Regions from separate parts of the Homo sapiens genome. Here all the other regions are linked to region 2. The links are chromatin contacts, found by Hi-C or POLR2A ChIA-PET in ENCODE. All regions are on one chromosome and are shown on one strand. The core of a region is the stretch at or near the end of the contact, and the rest is flanking DNA. Distances in the headings are between cores, read along the strand shown. Region 1 has its middle 17 kb from the start of PTPN1. Region 2 has its middle 31 kb from the start of PARD6B. Region 3 has its middle 34 kb from the start of PTPN1.

Region 1 (4,099 bases), core at 880-3,379, 270 kb before region 2:
CCTCTACTATTCTGTAAATGGGTATGTAACCCAGGCCAAGCCAAACAAACCCTCTCTGAAATTTCAATCTCAAACAGAATGACAAAAAAAAGTTCTGAAAGAAAGTTTGCAGTGGAAACTGTGGATGACTCTCACCAGGCTATTATATCCCAGGAGCAGGGATGTGCCTGATTTGTCTAAGCCAAGGTTTCTCAATATCAGGACTGTTGATATTTGGGGAGAGTTCATTCTTTTCTGTGTGCAAGGGATGGGAAGGAGCTGTCCTGTCCATTATAGGATATATAGATGCAGCCCCAGATTCTACCCACGAGATGCCACTAGCACCTCTCCTAGTTATGATAACCAAAAATGTCTTCACACGTTGTCAAATGTCCCCTGGGGGCCAAAATCATCCCTTGTGCCTCTTGCTGATGATTGGTTCAGGAGTGAACAGGCCCAAGCCAGTTTTGCCCAATAGGACACCAGGGGAGCTGGCTGCAGTGGCTTACACTTGTATTTCCAGCACTTTGGGAGGCTGAGGTGGGAGGATCATTGAGGCCAGGAGTTCAAGTTCAGCCTGAACAATATAGTGAGACCCTGTCTCTACAAAAAAAAAAAAAAAAAGTTTTAATTACCTGGGTGTGGTGGTGCACTCCTGTAGTCCCAGCTATTCAGGAGGCTGAGGTGGGAGGATTGCTTGAGCCCAGGAGGTTGATGCTGCAGTGAGCCATGATCACGCCACTACACTCCAGCCTGGGCAACACAGTGAGACCCTGCCTCAAAAAAAAAAAAAAAAAAAGACACCAGGATAGATTTCTTGGGGACTTCTGGCAGTAACATTTCCTTACTCTCAAGAGAGAGCTATGGGGAGACACTCCCTCTCTTTCGCACTGGATGATTTAGCAAATGATCTTACCGTCATAATCACTACTGGCAGCGTGCCCCGTTTTGCAGCCACAGGGAACCAGTTTTCAGATAAAGCCAACACATGGATAGTAATGGGAAGAAAGAGAGAGAACCCTGGATCTCAATTACATTCTTGAACCTCTGAATCAACCAACCTTGGTGTTGCCCTTCCTACAATAAACTCCCTTACTGCTTAAGCCAGGTTGAGTTGAGTTTTCTGTTACTTGCAGCCAAAGCGTCCTGAGTGCCGCACCCTCAGAGCTGAAGAGCACACTCGTGAGTTGATGCCAGCAAGATCCCCCAGCGCATCATGTGGCCAATTCTTTCTAAACTTGGTTTCAGAGCTTTCTTGCTCCATTTCTAAAAAGCACCTTATATCCTTCTAACAAATTCCTTTTCTGTTTCTGTTGGTAAGAACCAGTTTCTTTTTCCTTCTTTCTTTCTTTTCTTTTTTAGACGCAGTTTCGTCCTTGTTGCCCAGGCTGGAGTGCAGTGGCGCCATCTCGGCTCACTGCAACCTCCACCTCCCAGGTTCAACCGATTCTCCTGTCTCAGCCTCCCGAGTAGCTGGGATTACAGGCGCCCGCCACCAGGCCCAGCTAATTTTTTGTGTTTTTAGTAGAGATGGGGTTTCACCATGTTGGCCAGGCTGGTCTTGAACTCCTAACCTCAGGAGATCCGCCTGCCTCGGCCTCCCAAAGTGCTGGGATTATAGGCATGAGCCACCACACCCGGCCTGACCAGAACCAATTTCTGTGATATGCAATGGAAGAATTCTGTTACCTCAGTTGGCTAATTTCAGCAAAAAGCCCCAACATTCTTAGTCATCATAAAACTCGTTTGCTGAGTATGACTGACTCACCTGGTATTTCATAAAGTGCTACTTATGAGACCCACAAGAAAGATTAAGCCTCATGTGAACAGGCTGATGGGAAATCCACACAGAAAATATTTTGATAAGTTCTAAAGCAGCACCACATGCTTTAGAAGGTCATGCCAAAGGCAGTCCAATGGGGTCATCCCAGTGCATCCTAAGGACCACCAGCTCCAGCAGGAGAATTAGGTAAAAGGGCAAGGAGAACAGCACACAGGGTCACAGAGACCCTGGCTCCACCACCAGCTCGCTCTGTAACCCTGTGGGAGTGAGTTGAGGGAGTGCGTTGCTTCTCCCTCTGAGCCTCAGTTGCCTCATTTGTCAAACAAGCATTCACTTCTCAGGGCTGATGTGAACTTTAACTGAGGTGACACATGTCTAACTGGTTCAGGGGTACGTCTCAACTTGTTGAGGTGTAACTACGAAACCACTTTATTTTTACAATAATTGCTACCAAATGGTCTCTGTTGAAATTTCCTTTTTCCCTCTGGGGAATGATCAGAATAACAGAGTAGTGGTAGTAGAGGCAGGAGCAGAGGTAGCGGCAAGCTCCCAGGTGGCCCCGCCTCTGTGCCAGGCACTTGCCTAAGCTCTTGGCATATATTACTCACCAAATCTTCACAATGAGCTTCTGAGGTAGGGACCAATAGTTATCTCCATTTTACAGAAATAGAGAAAAAAGAACTTAAATGAGTTGCCCAAAGTCACGGAGCTATTAAAGAATGGGCTTCCTCAACCAGCCTCTCAACAATTCCATAGCATGCCTGACTGACTCTTTGGTTACCAAAGCTGTCTATTTCAGGTCTTAAAACCCAAATCTCCTCCAATTAGAATGTCAGTCTCAACCAGTGAAGCACAACGAGACCCAGTCTCATGGTCATGATGTCGAACAAACGAAGACAGACACCAAAAAGCATGCACGGCATGATTCCATTTATGTGAAGTTCAAAAACAGGCAAAAGCAATCCAGGGTGTTAGCAGGATAGTGGTCACCCTTGGCAAAGGGTAGTGACTAGGAGGGTTACTAGGTAGCTTTCTGAGGGGCTGGGAGAGTTCTGTATCTTGATCTGGGTGCAGGTTATGTGAGCATGTTTAGTCTGGGGAAATTCACTGAGCCGTGCACTTATGATATATCTGTGTGCATGTACACACATATACTTTTCTGTATGTGTTTTATAGTTCAATATAAATTTCCTTGGAAAAAACTTCATTCTCAGATCTGATTCAAAGTTCTTTTAGATCCCCTGGCCCCATGTCACCCAGTTCAAGCCAGACTCATGATTCTAGTGGCTTGGAGCTGGGACAATGGGTAGGGGGAGCAGGAGAAGCAAGACGTGCTCTCTTTCCCCTTCTCCTTGACGCCCACGGTAGAATGGGCATAAGGATGGGCTGCCATTCTGCTGAAATGGCTCCACAGCGAGCCGTGAAGGAAGGTGGCTGACCCCAACTGCTGAATGACCTTTGAACTTAGGCCAAGAGACTCAGAGCACCCCTAACATCATCCTGTTGCACATGTAAAGTGCCTAGCACAAAGCAGGTGTGTAATGGGGGGGGAGGTGCTAGATGGAGATGCAATATTTTTGATATCTTGAGGACTAAAAGTCGGGATGATCTGCTCTTTCAAATATGCCAGAAATTTTTGGATTCATAATCAGTTGAATAATTGATTTCTATTTGAAGCCTTTTAGTTAGACAAAAGGAAAAGTGATAAGTCTGCCATCTTCATCTGAGTTCCTCCAGAAGCCAACTCTGAGACAAGGATTTAAATGCAAGTAATTTATTCCTGAGGAGATCCTTGGAGGCAGCAGGTGAGGAGTGGGGAAGTGACCACGAAGTTTCTGATTTAGGACAGTGGTGAAAAGTTGATGCAGGTGGCTTCTAAAAGATCTTGACTTCCAAGGCAACTAGGGCTCTGGGGAAGGAATATGGCTGAACTTCAGACCCATAGGGCTACAGGAAGATAGAGACAGAAGACAAAGACCATGTACCAGTTAGCATGCTCTCAACTGCAAGTAGCAAGCCAATCCAAAGTGGCTTAAACAGTAAAAATGCTCCTGATGTCTTCAAATAATGTCTTCAAATAATGTCTGGGAAGGGACATGAATGAGCATGTGGGCCAGTGGGGCTCAAACCCACCCATGTAAGGGCCATGCCTCCACATTGCCATACCTGAGAAGCAAGGAGCTGGGGTATTTATCTCTTTCGCACTTTGGGAGGCTGAGCGGGCGAATCACCTGAGGTCAGGAGTTCAAGACCAGCCTGGCCAACATGGTGAACCCTGTCTCTACTAAAAATACAAAAAGTTAGCTGGGCGTAGTGGCACATGCCTGTAATCCCAGC
Region 2 (4,076 bases), core at 717-3,216:
AGTAGAGATGGAATTTCACCATGTTGGCCAGGCTGGTCTTGAACTCCTGACCTGAGGTGATCCACCTGCCTCAGCCTACCAAAGTGCTGGGATTACAGGCGTGAGCCACCACGCCCGGCCCTGCTTATCCAGATTTTCATAAGAAATGTCCTTTTTTTTTTTTTTTTTTTTTTTTGAGACGGAGTCTCGTTCTTCTGCCCTGGCTGGAGTGCAGTGGCAAGATCTTGGGCTCACTGCAACCTCTGCCTCCTGGGTTCAAGCACTTCTCCTGCCTCAGCCTCCCGAGTAGCTGGGACTACAGGCACGTGCCACCACGCCCAGCTAATTTTTGTATTTTTAGTAGAGACGGGCTTTCACCATGTTGGCCAGGATGGTCTCAATCTCTTGATCTCGTGATCCGTCCACCTCGGCCTCCCAAAGTGCTGGGATTACAGGCATGAGCCACCGCTCCTGGCCGAGAATCCCCCTTCCTAAATTGGTAAAATCTGATTCATCAGAATTGCAATTTTGATCAAAGCCAGTAACTCCTCACACAAATCCTTCTATGTGTGCAGAAAGTGAGCGTCTGAAAACTCCAGGCGGAGTTTTTGCGCTAGGTTATCTACCAGAAGAAAGGACAAGAAAGGCTAGAATTTGACTAATGGTTCCACCCCCCAGATTGTATCAGCACAGCATTCCTCTTTCACTCAGTCTCTTAGCAATGCTTGCAACTACAAGGAAACAGCATTCATACCATTGTTTCTAAGACCTGAAGCAGGTTACATTCAAACCCAGCACTGTTCTTATAGAACATAAGAGTTTTGTTCCCAGGCTGCTTCTCTGCCAGCATGTGATACCCTTCAATAAATGGTAGGTAAGTTGCATATCAGGTTTTCTCCTGCATTCCCAGAGGGCTTCAGCTGCTGTCTCAGGTATGAACCCAAAATGACTCAGGCAAAAATGTGTATGCTTAGTGACTCAGAAACTAAATCATTAACTTGGTAAGTACATGCACGGGTAAGGAGGAATTCAAGGAGAGACTTAGAACATAGGCCTTCCAGTAATGCCACTGATGATGACTGCCTGAGTACAGCAACGCTGAACGGTGTCACTTCTCAGGTGGACCAGTGACGAACCCTAGAATCACCAAGAATCTCAAATCAGTCATTCTCAGGAGCAACAATCCACATAGGGTAATTTACAAAGAATGCTGATTTCAATTGTTTGAATCCTTACCTGGTGAAACAAGAAAATGTGGAAAAAGCTCCTTGACTTTAAAAATACACACCCACACACTTTTTTTTTTTTAAAGGGACAAGGGCTTGCCGTCTCCCACACAGGCTCGTGGGCGGTGGTGCGATCATGGCTCACTGCAACCTCGAACTCAAGGATTCTGGCAATCCTCCCACCTCAGCTTCCCAAGTAGCTGGGACTACAGGCATGAGCCATCACACCCGGCTAATTTTCTTTTTTTCTTTTCTTCCCCTCACCCCAATTTTTTTTTTTTTTTTTTTGAGATAAGGTCCTGCTCTGTCGCCCAGGCTGGAGTGCAGTGGTGTGATTATGGCTCACTGCAGCCTCAAACTCCTGAGTCCAAGTGACCTCACACCTTAGCCTCCTGAGTAGCTGGGACTACAGGTATGTGTCACCACGCCTGGCTAATTTTTGTATTTTTTGTAAAGGTGAGGTTTCACTATGTTGCCCAGTCTGGTCTCAAACTCCTGGGCTCAAGCAATCTGCCTGGCTCAGCCTCCCAAAAGTGCTGGGATTACAGGCGTGAGTCACTGTGCCTGGCCTCCACATGACTTTCTACTAGTTGATTTTAAACTGGGCATATGCATTTACACACACACACACACACACACACACACACCTGATCTGCCTAGATGTGAAATTAAACTTCTAGAGCACACGCATATACACAACGCCAGACAATATGGGAACAGTGATTACAAACAAATCCCACTAGAAAATGACAAACTGTAATAATTTTTCAGTCCCCTTTTGAAGGCAAGAGGTTTATAAACCTCTGCAATTCAATTGCAACACATCAGGGTTCTTCTGGTGAGCTGGCCTCAGTGTCCTTCCTCCACCCCCAGGGTGCCTTGGCTCATGTTCACAGGGCCCATGCCCAGTAGGGCTGGCATGTGTTTCCAACAGCCGAGCAGACAGGGCCAGCAGAGAGGGAGAAAATAAACGGTAAAGGGAGACGCGCCAGGAGAGCAGGCAGAATGGCCGGGAAGCTGGCCAAACGGGAGAGGCTGAATGGGCGACATCAGCCCTTGACCAGGCCTCAGCTATCCCAGCTGTCCTTCACCACTCACTGTGTGGATACCAGGAGGATACAAGCCCCCTTTGCCTGGGCGTCACCAAGAATCCATAAACCACGCAGTTTATTTTTATTTTTATTTAATTTTATTTTTTTAGATAGTCTCACTCTGTCGCCCAGGCTGGAGTGCACTGGCGTGACCTTGGCTCATTGCAGCGTCCACCTCCTGGGCTCAAGTGATTCTCGCGCCTCAGTCTCCCAAGTAGCTGGGATTACAGGCACCTGCCACCACACCCGGCTAATTTTTGTATTTTTAGTAGAGATGGGGTTTCACCATGTTGGCCAGGCTGGTCTCAAACTCCTGTGCTCAAGCAATCCACTCACCTCAGCCTCCCAAAGTGCTGGAATTAGAGGCGTGAGCCACTGTGCCTGGCCTATTTTTATTTTTTGAAATAGTCTTGCTTTGTCACCCAGGCTGGGTGCAGCACAAATAACACGGCTCATTGCAGCCTCGACCTCCTGCGCTCAAGCGATCTTTCCTCCTCAGCCTACTGAGTAGCCGTGTGCCACAGGCATGTGCCACCCTGCCTGGCTAATTTTTTTTTTTTTTTTTGGAGATGGAGTCTTACTCTGTTGCCCAGGCTGGAATGCAGTGGCACTATCTCAGATCACTGCAACCTCCGCCTCTTAGGTTCAAGCAATTCTCTGTCTCAGCCTCCCGAGTAACTGGGATTACAGGCGCATGCCACCACGCCTGACTAATTTTTGTATTTTTAGTAGAGACGGGGTTTCGTCTTGTTGGTCAGGCTGGTTTTGAACTCCTGACCTCAGGTGATCCACCAGCCTTGGCCTCCCAAAGTGCTGGGATTACAGGTATGAGTCACCGTGCCCGGCCGCCTGGTTAATTTTTAAATTTTTTGTAGAGACCAGGTCTCACCATGTTGCCTATGCTGGTCTTGAACTCCTGCGCTCAAGCTTCCCAAAAGGCTAGGATTACAGGCTTAAGCCACGGTGCCTGCCCATGTGGTTTTTAGACCAGCAGGTTCTGTAGAGCAAAATGTTCATGATTTTGAAGGATGACAAACCTGACAGAGGAGGCAACGCCACCTTGACATTCCTCAGTCGTAGTGCCACAGTGGTCTCGTATTTCAAACCTGGTTAGAGTTTGTCCTCTTCAGGAGAGTTTGTGTGGCTGTTTTGCAGTGGAGGAGAGATGACAAAGCTGATAATGCTTATGGTGTGGGTATTTTCTTTTTCTTTCCTTATTTGCTTTGTGAAGACAAATAATGGTTAAGGATAGATAAAATTAACCGGGTGTGGTGGTGCATGCCTGTAATCCTAGCTACTCAAGAGGCTGAGGCAGGAGAATCGCTAGAACCTGGGAGGCGGAGGTTGCAGTGAGCCGAGATCGCGCCATTGCACTCCAGCCTGGGTGACAGAGCGAGACTCAGTCTCAAAAAAAAGGATGGATAAAATATTTAACAGTGGTCATACATAATTCATTCCTGAGTCGACACCCATTTCCAGGCCAGCAGTTCGCTCTCAATTAGGGGTTCTCAGAACACGGAACCACCGTGTCTCCTTGGTAGACTGCCATTGTGCTTATTTTTACTCTTTTCTTCCTAAGGCTAATTGTTTTTACCTTTTCCTTGTTGAGTACTCATTCCTAGATGTTTTTATCAAAGGCAACAAAAATAAAAATTATAGGCAGGACTTTTTTTGTTTGTACGTTTTTTGAGACGAAGTCTCGCTCTGTCGCCCAGGCTGGAGTGCAGTGGCGCCATCTCGGCTCACTGCAACCTCCACCTCCCGGGTTCAAACAGTTCTC
Region 3 (4,504 bases), core at 290-2,789, 290 kb before region 2:
TATGTATATATATACACACATATATTAAAAGAATGAAAATGAACAAACTACTGATACAGCCCACACAAATGAATCTCACAGACATTCTGTTGCGCAACAGAAGCCAGACACCAAGGAGTACATATTGTCTAATGCCATTTATTCATTTTATTTATTTATTTATTGAGATGAAGTCTTGTTCTGTTGCCCAGGCTGGAGTGCAGTGGCGCGATGTCGGCTCACTGCAACCTCTGCCTCCCAGGTTCAAGCAATTCTCCTGCCTCAGCCTCCCAAGTAGCTGGGGCTACAGGCACGTGCCACCACGCCCAGCTAATTTTTTGTATTTTTAGTAGAGACAGGGTTTCACTGTGTTGGCCAGGATGGTCTCGATCTCCTGACCTCGTGATCCGCCCACCTCAGCTTCCCAAAGTGCTGGGATTACAGGCGTGAGCCACCGTGCTCGGCTGTCTAATGCCATTTATATGGACTTGTAGAATCAGCAAATCTAACTCGTGATGAAAGTAAAAACTGAGAAACCAAGTTTCCTGGAAGCACAAAAGGCAAGGCAAGATCTATTTTGAAGCAAGCTCAGAGTGGCAGCAGATTATGTAGGGGCCACAAGGCAGCCTTTAAGCTGCACCTCAAAAATAGCATCTGTCCCCTGGATATTTTAAGAGTGTCCTCTGCAGGGCATGGCAGGAGCCAGAGGCCTGTTTGGGCATCTCCAAGCGTGCACCTAAAGAATGTATCATCTGGCCGGGCACGGTGGCTCATGCCTATAATCCCAGCACTTTGGGAGGCCAAGGCGGGTGGATCACCTGAGGCCGGGAGTTCAAGACAAGCCTGGCCAACATGGTGAAACCCCGTCTCTACTAAAAATACAAAAATTAGCCAGGCAAGGTGGTGCATGCCTGTAATCCCGGCTGCTGGGGAGGCTGAGGCAGTAGAATCACTTGAACCCAGGAAGTGAAGTTTGCAGTGAGCTAAAAAAAAAAAAAAAAAAAAAGGAATGTATCACCCCGCCTCCCCTTGACCCTGAGCACCACCCGGCTCCAAAGCTGTGTCAGCAGCAATATAAAAGGTGCAGAGATAAAGAGAGACATTTAATTAGAAGATGATTTGGGAATCATCTTCTAATTTAGGAACCAAGCTGCAAAATATCTTTCTCCCTTAATGGCACAAATGGGGAATTTGGACTTTGAACCTTTTCTCTTGTCAGGCCACCAAAAACGTCTTCCTGTATTAATAGAAGGCAAATGTAAGGATTCAGGGCCAGGAGGGCTGTGGGCTGTGGGTCTTAGATTGTCTAGAGTCAGAACATTAAGAACATGAGAGCCCTTTCTGGACCTCTTTGTTTATGCGGGGCTTCTGCTGGGGCTTATAATCACCTCATCACTGCTGCTATTTTTGCAGTAATTATTAAGTACTTTAATACGTGCACAGGGCATGTGCAGTCCTTCAATTACACTGCTCCTGCCTCATTGTCGGGAGGCGAGTTGGAATTGTTCTCCTTGTTTTGCACAAAAGAAAGCAAAGGCCTGGGTGAATGAACAAGTTCAGGGTCAAAAATGAGTCAGCACAAGGGAGATGGCAGGAGGTGGGTGGGAACCCGGCAGTCCCTAGTTCCCGCCCAGCTTGAAGTGCTAGCAGGTCTAAATTCAAGGCATGTGCCACATCCTTGAAGAAGTGATCGACGGCCGGGCGTGGTGGCTCACGCCTGTAATCCTAGCACTTTAGGAGGCCGAGGCAGGAGGATTGCTTGAGCCTAGAAGTTCGAAATCAGCCTGGGCAACATAGTGAGACCCTCTCTAAAAAAAATAAAAATAGGCCACGGATGGTGGCTCACACCTGTAATCCCAGCACTTTGGGAGGCCGAGGCAGGCAGATCACTTGAGGTCAGGAGTTCAAGACTAGCCTGGCCAACATGGCAAAATCCCATCTCTACTAAAAATACAAAAATTAGCTGGGTGTGCTGGCGCATGCCTGTAATCCCAGATACTCGGGAGGCTGAGGCAGGAGAATTGCTTGAACCCGGGAGGCAGAGATTGCAGTGAGCTAAGATTGTGCCACTGCACTCCAGCCTGGGCCACAGAACAAGACTCTGTCTGAAAAAAAGAAAAAAAAATCACCTGGTTCATAGTAAGATGTCATTGTTAATTTTGGAAGGTGTGCTAATAGCATGGTGGTTTCAGAAAAAAAAAAAAAAAGAACAACTTAGTATCAACTACTGGTGAAGTGACAAAAGGCTTACGATGAAATTGACAAAATGAATGTGGATAATTGCTGAAGGTGGATACTGGAGAGTTAGTTATATGACTCTATTTTTCTAGATGATGTTTGAAATTTTCCATAGTACATGTTTTGAAATTGTATAGACTAAATGTTGCAAACTTGTATCTTATGGGTAAAATGCTGCTCACAAAAATCCTGTACCTCCTTTAGATGGGTCCTTGGCTCTCAGTGTGCCACAGTCCCCACCCTTCCCTATTATAGCCTGACACTGTTCATCATCACTCTTGGGTCACTGTTTTTGTTTAAGTAGAATTAAAAGGAAACTGAATGAGTTCTCTTGGGGCAAGACTGTTATTTGCCATCCATATGTCCAACCTCTACTTCTTTCTTACTTATAGAAACTCCTACACTATTGGCAATGAATTTTGAAATAACATTTCCCAGTTTCTCTTGAAGCTAAGAATTGCCCAGTGTTTCTCAGTCAGAGGTGATTTTGTCCCCCAGAGGACATCTGGCAAAGTCTTGGAAGACAGTTTTGGTTACCACAACAGGGGCAGGGAGGGAGGCAGGGAGTGCTCTACTGATATCTGGTGGGTGGGTAGAGGTCAGGGTACTGCTAGACAGCCCTCCAATCCCCAGGTCTCCCTCCCACAACAAAGAATTATGCAGTCCAAAATGTCAGTAGTGCCCGATTGAATGGCCAATGCATGATAAGTGGAAGTTGATGTTGGGGTTTCCAAGAAAGCCCTTTGGTGTCTTGCCAATCTTCCTAGAATATAAACATGATGGCTGGAGTTTGAGCAGCCATTCTGTGACCTTGAGGAGGGAGGTTCTATGCTAAAGATGGAAGGAAATGGGATCCCCGAAAACATCATAGAATTGCCATATCTGTTCTTTGGAATGCAGATTTTCAGACATGGTTTTATGTGAAAGAAATAAATCTCTAATATGTTTAAGTCACTGAAATCAAGTCTCTGTTACTGTCAGCCAAGTGCAGTTTCTAAATGATTTGTCTCTGTGCCCAGTTCTCTATGCTAATGGAGAAAGGAAAGATAGACTAAGAGGGCCATATGTTTAAAGAAAAAAAAAAAAAAAAGGCCTGGGACATGCTGGCTCTTGCCTATAATCCCAGCACTTCGGGAGGCCGAGGCGGGCAGATCACCTGAGGCTGGGAGTTTGAGACCAGCCTGACCAACATGGAGAAACCCCGTCTCTACTAAAAATGCAAAATTAGCTGGGCATGGTGGCGCATGCCTGTAATCCCAGCTACTCGGGAGGCTGACGCAGGAGAATCGCTTGAACCAGGACCCGGGAGGCAGAGGTTGCAGTGAGCTGAGATCGCGCCATTGCACTCCAGCCTGGGTGACAAGAGTGAAACTCCGTCTCAAAAAAGAAAAGAAAAAGAAACGAGAAAATACGTTTCTTCACAACAATGAAACAGTTCATTGCCTTCATTTATGTCACTTCTTGATCCCTGTAGGCATTTGAGTTTGCAACTCCTGGACTGGTCCTTAACCAAAAAGATGAGGAAACTGAGGTCCTCAGCAGGTTAATGATGAGTTAGGAGTGAATCCACAACCTGGTCCCTCTCCCCGCATTTCTAAGGTACCAAGGCCTACGCACTGGCGAAGAATATGGTTTCTGCAGCCAGACAGACGTTGGTTCAAACACTGGTACTGACACAGGAAAAGTTCCCTTATCCTCCTCGAAGGGCATGCGATGGGGGTGTGGCTCACTTCCTCAGTGCTTCGCTGCTCAAAACCCCTAGGGGGAGCAGGCAGACGGGCAGGGTGTGGGACTCTGGCCACGCAGCGTCTAGGCGTGAATGTTTACAGCTCCTGAGGCCCCAGTGGGCGTGTGTTCCAGGGTGCTCTTTTCGTTTAACCGTCCATAGACAGCTTGTGTTAGCTCAATTAGACCCCTTGCCTTATCTCAAGGACAGAGGGCTATCTGTATCCTGGGGTTTCTTGCCTTGGCGTACCTGAAGAACTGGATCACACGTAGGCTTGGAGAATGAACGCAAGGTTTTATTGAGTGGAGGTAGCTCTCAGCAGATGGGGGAGCCAAAGGGGATGGAGTGGGAAGGCGATTTTCCCCTGGACCTGGGCCGCTGAGTGGCCCAGGCTCTCCTCCCACCACCCCAGCCAAACTCCAAGTTGTTCCACCGGTCGATGGCCTGCTGGCATCTGCCGGTGCCTGATGGTGTGCTCTCATGCCAGTTCCTTCTTCTCCAGGTCTAGTTGCTTGTGTCTTTTTTTTTTTTTTTTTTTTTTGAGATTTAGTCTCACTCTGT

The links. Hi-C counts contacts between places; a loop is a spot of excess contacts on that map. ChIA-PET counts read pairs that join two places held with the same protein, here RNA polymerase II (POLR2A). Pooled maps may share reads with other maps.
Region 1: a loop to region 2 is called in a map of mammary epithelial cell, with 3 times the contacts of the local background. The contact joins two enhancer-like sites. A Hi-C loop is called at or near these places in 2 of 168 maps with a recorded cell type or tissue (heart left ventricle and mammary epithelial cell) and 2 of 50 pooled maps. POLR2A ChIA-PET finds 5 or more read pairs at or near these places in 7 of 52 experiments (A673, BJ, CD4-positive, alpha-beta T cell and 4 more).
Region 3: a map of Calu3 shows a loop between it and region 2 (2.9-fold over the local background). The contact joins two enhancer-like sites. A Hi-C loop is called at or near these places in 2 of 168 maps with a recorded cell type or tissue (Calu3 and heart left ventricle) and 2 of 50 pooled maps. POLR2A ChIA-PET finds 5 or more read pairs at or near these places in 6 of 52 experiments (AG04450, CD4-positive, alpha-beta T cell, Caco-2 and 3 more).

What each region holds. Positions count from the first base shown.
Region 1 is chr20:50,491,447-50,495,545 of GRCh38, forward strand. No RefSeq gene overlaps it. Among named protein-coding and RNA genes, the nearest start is that of PTPN1, 17 kb to the right of the region's middle. Within about 2 kb of position 2,130, at least 3 of the 41 ENCODE cell types and tissues checked have a DNase peak (open chromatin) inside an H3K27ac peak, as active enhancers do; they include mammary epithelial cell, where a contact is called at or near this core.
Region 2 is chr20:50,760,930-50,765,005 of GRCh38, forward strand. No RefSeq gene overlaps it. Among named protein-coding and RNA genes, the nearest start is that of PARD6B, 31 kb to the left of the region's middle. Within about 2 kb of position 1,967, at least 24 of the 41 ENCODE cell types and tissues checked have a DNase peak (open chromatin) inside an H3K27ac peak, as active enhancers do; they include mammary epithelial cell, where a contact is called at or near this core.
Region 3 is chr20:50,474,457-50,478,960 of GRCh38, forward strand. No RefSeq gene overlaps it. Among named protein-coding and RNA genes, the nearest start is that of PTPN1, 34 kb to the right of the region's middle. Within about 2 kb of position 1,540, at least 7 of the 41 ENCODE cell types and tissues checked have a DNase peak (open chromatin) inside an H3K27ac peak, as active enhancers do.